2 separate regions of the Homo sapiens genome follow, and region 1 is linked to region 2. A link is an interaction called in ENCODE POLR2A ChIA-PET data of the cell type or tissue named here. Cell type or tissue: endothelial cell of umbilical vein. All regions are shown on one strand. Links, peaks and the distances in the headings refer to the core of each region. The heading gives the core; the rest is flanking DNA. Region 1 overlaps ROBO3 (roundabout guidance receptor 3). Region 2 holds the start of HEPACAM (hepatic and glial cell adhesion molecule).

Region 1 (2,908 bases), core at 217-2,716, 52 kb after region 2:
TGGGAGGCGGAGGTAGGCAGATCATGAGGTCAGGAGATCGAGACCATCCTGGCTAACATGGTGAAACCCCGTCTCTACTAAAAAAAAAAAAAAAATACAAAAAATTAGCCAGGCGTGGTGGCGGGAGCCTGTAGTCCCAGCTACTCAGGAAGCTGAGGCAGGAGAATGGTGTGAACCCGGGAGGCGGAGCTTGCAGTGAGCCGAGATCGCCCACTGCACTCCAGCCTGGGTGAGAGAGAGAGACTCGGTCTCAAAAAAAAAAAAAGAAAAAAAAAAAAGAAAAGAAAATGGTTGTGTTATGATCTGAGGGTGGAGTTTTTGGCCCTCCGATGTCAAAAGGCCACCCCTCGAGCACTTGCAGAGGCCCAGTAGAAAAGTCGGTGGTCTCGATTGGTTTGAGCTGGACAAGAGCTGTCCCAAGTTCCTGAAAAATGACTGTAGCGCCCATTCTCATAGTGACCTATGAATGTTACCTATAAAGTAGCCAGTGAAGGTTGTTTCCACATTCAGCAGCGAGGCCTTCAGCTACCAAAGAAGCTTTGTGCTCCATGGAAAAAGGGAAAAAACAAAAAGCAAGCAGGGCAGGCAGACTTGATCAAATTAACCCCTTGATTTCACCCATCCTGAGGAGAAAACTGCTTTCAGCAGTCCCAGATGGTTTCTTAAAATAGACAAAGCAGCTGAACTCCAGAAAAGGTAGAACCACCTGTCACGGTTGGCTTAGGAACACCCTTCAAAGAAAAAAACAGAACAGAGAGATGAACCTCGAAGCAGGACTTCCAGGGCCTGAGCCACAGGAGGCACTGGAGGGTAGGCAGGCCTGCGTCTTCCTCCCTTGGCGGGAAAGGTCGGGGGCAGAATCCACAAGTTGGTGGAGGGGATGCTACAGAGCATGACAGGGCCACAGGAAGCAGAGCCTAAAAGGGGGTGCTCATCCCTCAAACCCAGCAGCTCTACTTGGAGGCCACTGGGAGTTGAGAGGCTGAATGAGGCAGGACCATGGGGACTGGGGGCTTCCTGAACCACATTAATCAGGACAGTCTGGGCCAGATTTTTGTGATCTCAGGAGGAAGAATCAGTATTCCACATACACATCTGTTCCTCTGTATTTGCTTTTCCTTATCTGGATTTTGTGGCAGTTGCGGGGAGGAGGTTGTTTTGGTTTCTTTTTAGCTTCCTGGTAAAATTCCTTTTGAAAACATCCCAACCCTGTTTGCCAGACTGAAAGGGAAAGAGAGATTTGTACACTCACAGGTCAAAGGGGCAGACGAGGTCAGGGCCTGGGACTGGAGGGCAGCTGCCAATCCCAGAGAGTCCAGGGAAGTCACTGAGTCAAGGGTGGAGCAAGCGAGAAGGAACAAAACCTCAGGTCACCAGTGAGCACACGGGATGCAGGGCAGGAGGTGACGAGGACCACGGCATTCACCACAAAAAAGTCTTAACAGTTCTGTGCCCATCAACCCAATCACATCTGGGCCCACCAAGAGCTGCCCATTTGTACATACCCTCTGTGACGGAGTCAGATGGTTTGAAAAAGCATGCTCTTCCTTCTTGCCTGGGGTTTCTCCCATAAGCTCCTCCTTTCTTTGAGTTTTTCAAAATAATTTTTTGTGAGGGGTGTATTTTCTTGTGGGAAAGTAGACAGACCCCAGAGGAGGGCACTAAAGAAGGGCCTGGCTTGACCTTCCAAAGGTGGAACATGTGTCTTATTACTGGGCATTTGGAAAGTCTCTATGGTTGTAACTCGGGAACAGTGAGCTTCTTACTCCTTTAAGAAGCAGGACGGTACAGTCCCCACCTAGTGTTTTTTCAGTTTTTTGTTTGTTTGTTTGTTTTTGAGATAGGGTCTCACTCTGTCACCCAGGATGAAGTCCAGTGGCACAATCATAGCTCACTATAACCTCCAACACCTGGGTTCAGGCAATACTACTGCCTCAGCTTCTCAAGTAGATAGGATGACAGGTGCACACAACCATACCTGGCTAATTTATTTATTTATTTATTTATTTATTTGTGTGTGTGTGTGTGTGTGTGTGTGTGTGTGTGTGTGTGTGTGTGTGTAGACACAAGTTCTTTCTAGGTTGGCCAGGCTGGTCTCAAACTCCTGGGCTCAAATGATCCTCCTGCCTCAGCCTCCTAAAGCACTGGGATTATGAGTGTGAGCCATTGTGCCTGGCCTAACTTAGTGCTTTTGACGGAGTGGAAGGGGAAGCAGAAGCTACCAGTGTGCGTTGATATACAGGACCCTGCAGTCCCCTTCTTCCCAACCTGCTGCACAGAACCAGACAGACAGGGCCCTGGGCTCTGATCAGACTCTTTTTATTGTTTTGTTTTTTATAAACAAGTCTCAGGTGGAAAAAGAAAGAAAGGGAGGAGCTAGCTCTCTGCCTTCTCAGCCAATTGAAATCGTGGAAACCAATGGGCTTCAGCTAGCCCCACTCATCACTGCTGGGGGGGAAAAGACATCCCTACTCCCCTTCCCCGTGGCACTCATGATATTCTCAATGCCCCAACAAGGGTCATCTTGGTTCCTAGGGAGAGAGAGAGAGATGCTGTTTTGTAAAACCCTGGCCCAGGGCAAACAAGTCCAGGAAGGGCTCAGGCTTTCTCTCTCCTAACCCAGTTCTCCTACGGTGAGCCCAGGCTCCTCTATTATGTGTCATCTTGTCCTCACCCCTTGTCATTTCTTTTGTTTTGTTTGTCTGTTTGTTTGTTTGAGACAGAGTCTCACTCTGTCGCCCAGACTGGAGAGCAGTGGTGTGATCATGGCTCACTGCAGCCTTGACCTCCCAGGCTCAAGCTATCCTCCCACCTCAAGCCCCCTGAGTAGCTGGGACTACAGGAGCATACCACCACGCCCAGCTAATTTTGTATTTTTTGTAGAGATGGGATTTTACCATATTGCCCA
Region 2 (2,908 bases), core at 265-2,764:
AACCTGAGTTGGAGATTATCTCCTAAGCAGATACCTGCTTCCAAACTGGGGATGTAGGGCTTGGAAACTAGAAAATGCCAGGTCTGAGGGAGAGGAAAGAACAAGTCCAGCAATACACAGAGCTCTGTGTATTCAGAGGGAAGTTGGCAGGGTTGTGTTCGGGCAGAGAAACTCCGAGTGGTACAAAGGGGACGTGCCCAGAGTGGAGAAATCATGCTAATTGTCTGCACTAGAGCTGGAGAACGCCACCCAAAATGAAGAGAGAAAGGGGAGCCCTGTCCAGAGCCTCCAGGGCCCTGCGCCTTGCTCCTTTTGTCTACCTTCTTCTGATCCAGACAGGTAGGAGGCCAGAGGGTAAGAAAGGGTCTGAAGAAAGGACCCGGGGCTTTTACAGCAGACGGAGGGGAGAGTGGAGGGCCTGAATGCCTTTGGGGCAGGAGTGGGGGAGAGTTCAGCTGCCGTGGGAAACATGTCAGGGAATTCAGGCATTAGCGTTGAACGTATTTCTTTATTTTGTGTGCCTCCCGCGCGGCCCCTACCCCCTTCCCCCAAAAGGCTGCATGACTTTGGAGCTCCCACGGCATTCAGTACATTAGATGGCGGGCACTGGGCCATTTCGTATGGGATGACTTGTTGGCGTGGGCCAGTCTGGCATTCTTTCCAAGGGATTGTGGTGGGGCTTGATGGGTAGGGGTAGGGGAAATTTTCTTTTTATACCTCCCCAGCCCCCGACTCTGGCTTCTCTGTGTGTAAAAGAGTAAGGCAGATGAAAGAAGCTTTGGAGATAATGAGCCTCCTAATGTGGGATAGTCATACCCACCTATCCATAATTCACTCCACTCCATAGCTGCTTACCTCCTCTACCGCCCCCTACCAATCCTTTGAGAAGTGATCTTATTTAAATATACCTATTTATGAGTACATACACATATACACACACACACACACACACAATTACAGAGCACCTAGGAATTCACAACTTAGTGAGGCAAACAGATGTGGAGATCATTTTACTAAACTGCAGGAACTATCATAAGTCAATTATGCAGAGAATGCATAGCAATCAGAGAAAGGTCACCTACCCCATCCAGGAAGCTGGTGCTGGTGGAGGGGGTGTTGGTAGGGTAGGACACAGGGTGTGGGAATATCAGGGGGAGGTTTTCTGGTAGAAGGAATGTGTGCACTGAATTTTAAAAGATGGGGAAAAAAGGTAGGAGTATAAGTGGGTGTTAGGGTTGGGAAATGAGCAAAGGTCAACAGCTTGAAATAACATCAAGTGTTTAGTCAGAGCCCAGCAGTTCATCACTGCTGGAGAGAAAAGCATGAATTGAGTGAGGCAAGAGCTTTGTAAACCAGACTCGTAATCTGGGGATTGAGAGGTGAGGGAATGAGCGGTTTTTAATTTGGGGACTGTCAGGGTTACATGTACCTTTCAGATAGCTTACTCAGTCTGCAGGGGGTCATTCGAGGGGAAACTGGAGGCAAATAAAATAAGAAAGGAAGTTTGTATTCATTTTCTAGGGCTCCTATAACAAAATACCACAAACTGAGTGGCTTAAACAACAGAAATGCATTATCTCAAAGTCGTGGAAGCCAGAAGTGGGAGATCGAGGTGTCAGCAGGGCCATGCTCTCTCTGAAGCTTCTAGGGAGGGCTCTGCCTTAGGGTTCTCTCCTAGCTTCTGGTAATTCCTTGACTTGTGGCAGCATCACTCCAGTCTTGGTATGGCATTCCCCGTGTTTGCATGTCTATGTCCACATTTCCCCTTTTTATAAGGACACATACTAGATTAGGTCCATCCTACTCCAGTATGATCCCTTCTTATTAGATCTGCAGTGACCCCATTGCCAAATAAGTTCACATTCTGAGGTACTTGGGGGTTAGGACTCCAACGTATGAATTTGAGGGGAACACAGGTCAAAAAGCTATTGCAATAGATCAAGAGAGAAATAGGAGAAATAACATGGACTGAAATTATAATAAAGATAGAAGGAATGAGGCATGTTGAGAAAATATTTTAGAGGTAAAGTCAGGAGCTAGTGACCTGTAGGAAGTAGGAGGATTTAGGAAGGGAAGGAGGATTGCTGTGTGAAACCTTAAACAAAAAAAATGAGTATCATACATGTTTAGATTGAAATACTTATGAGGCTTCCGTGTGAAGATGTCACATAGCCTGGAGTTGGGTGGCAGAGAGGTCAGGGTTGGAGAGAGGTATTTGGCAGCCGTTAGCCCATAGGTGAGAGTTAAAACAATAAGAATAGATAATATTACTTAGGAAGGGAAAAACGTGGGATGAAAATGAAACATCATGTAACCTCAAGATTTGTAGAGGAAGCAGAGGAAGAAATGCCCATTAAGGAGACAAAGAGAGAACAGCCAGAGAGACAGAAGGACTAGAAGCCTGTGGTGCTGTCCAGAAAATCAAGGGAGTTGAGAGTTTTCAGGAGTAGATCAATACCATTGAAGTTGTCAAAGAGATCCAATGTGACAAAGACCCAAAAGAGCCCATTGGATAAGGCAATTAAGAGGTTACTGTTGGCTTTGGTGAAATGACAATGAGCTGAAGAAATAATGAGAGCTGAAGGTATGGAGACAGTGAGTTGAGAATAGGAACGACACAAATATACAAAGCAGAGATGGCCCTAAACTCTTTCCGGTCATCAAATGGTAAGGAAAAAAATTATAGAAAGATCACGTCGGTCAGTAAGACTGGGACAAAACAAAAGGTGATCAAGGATATTCTATGTGGAAAAATGTAACTTAGTAAATACACCAAAACATTCTAAATGTGGCCGGGAGCGGTGGCTCATGCTTGTAATCTCAGAACTTTGGGAGGCCTAGGCAGTTGGATTGCTTGAGCCCAGGAGTTCGAGACCAGCCTGAGGAACATGGCGAAACCCCATCTCTA

The links. ChIA-PET counts read pairs that join two places held together with the same protein. Peaks named below come from ENCODE experiments on the same cell type or tissue, not always from the same donor. Only the 100,000 strongest peaks of a DNase experiment are listed, where the experiment ranks them.
Region 1: POLR2A ChIA-PET joins it to region 2 with 10 read pairs; 15 of 35 experiments call an interaction of 5 or more read pairs at or near these places.

Annotation. Positions count from the first base shown.
Region 1 is chr11:124,880,862-124,883,769 of GRCh38, reverse strand. ROBO3 (roundabout guidance receptor 3) reads right to left here. Exons shown (of 28, transcript NM_022370.4): 28 at 2,299-2,531. The coding sequence ends at 2,520. It overlaps ROBO4 (roundabout guidance receptor 4), which reads left to right. Exons shown (of 18, transcript NM_019055.6): 18 at 1-79. Among named protein-coding and RNA genes, the nearest start is that of ROBO4, 16 kb to the left of the region's middle. RefSeq lists a silencer at 703-997. In endothelial cell of umbilical vein, for the core only: no CTCF peak of the experiment used is centred there; a DNase peak (open chromatin) is centred at 1,229; H3K27ac peaks cover 1,296 bases.
Region 2 is chr11:124,933,353-124,936,260 of GRCh38, reverse strand. It overlaps HEPACAM (hepatic and glial cell adhesion molecule), which reads left to right and starts at 214. Exons shown (of 7, transcript NM_152722.5): 1 at 214-339. The coding sequence starts at 255. The region is part of intron 1 of LOC107984406 (a long non-coding RNA gene); the gene reads right to left. In endothelial cell of umbilical vein, for the core only: no CTCF peak of the experiment used is centred there; no DNase peak of the experiment used is centred there.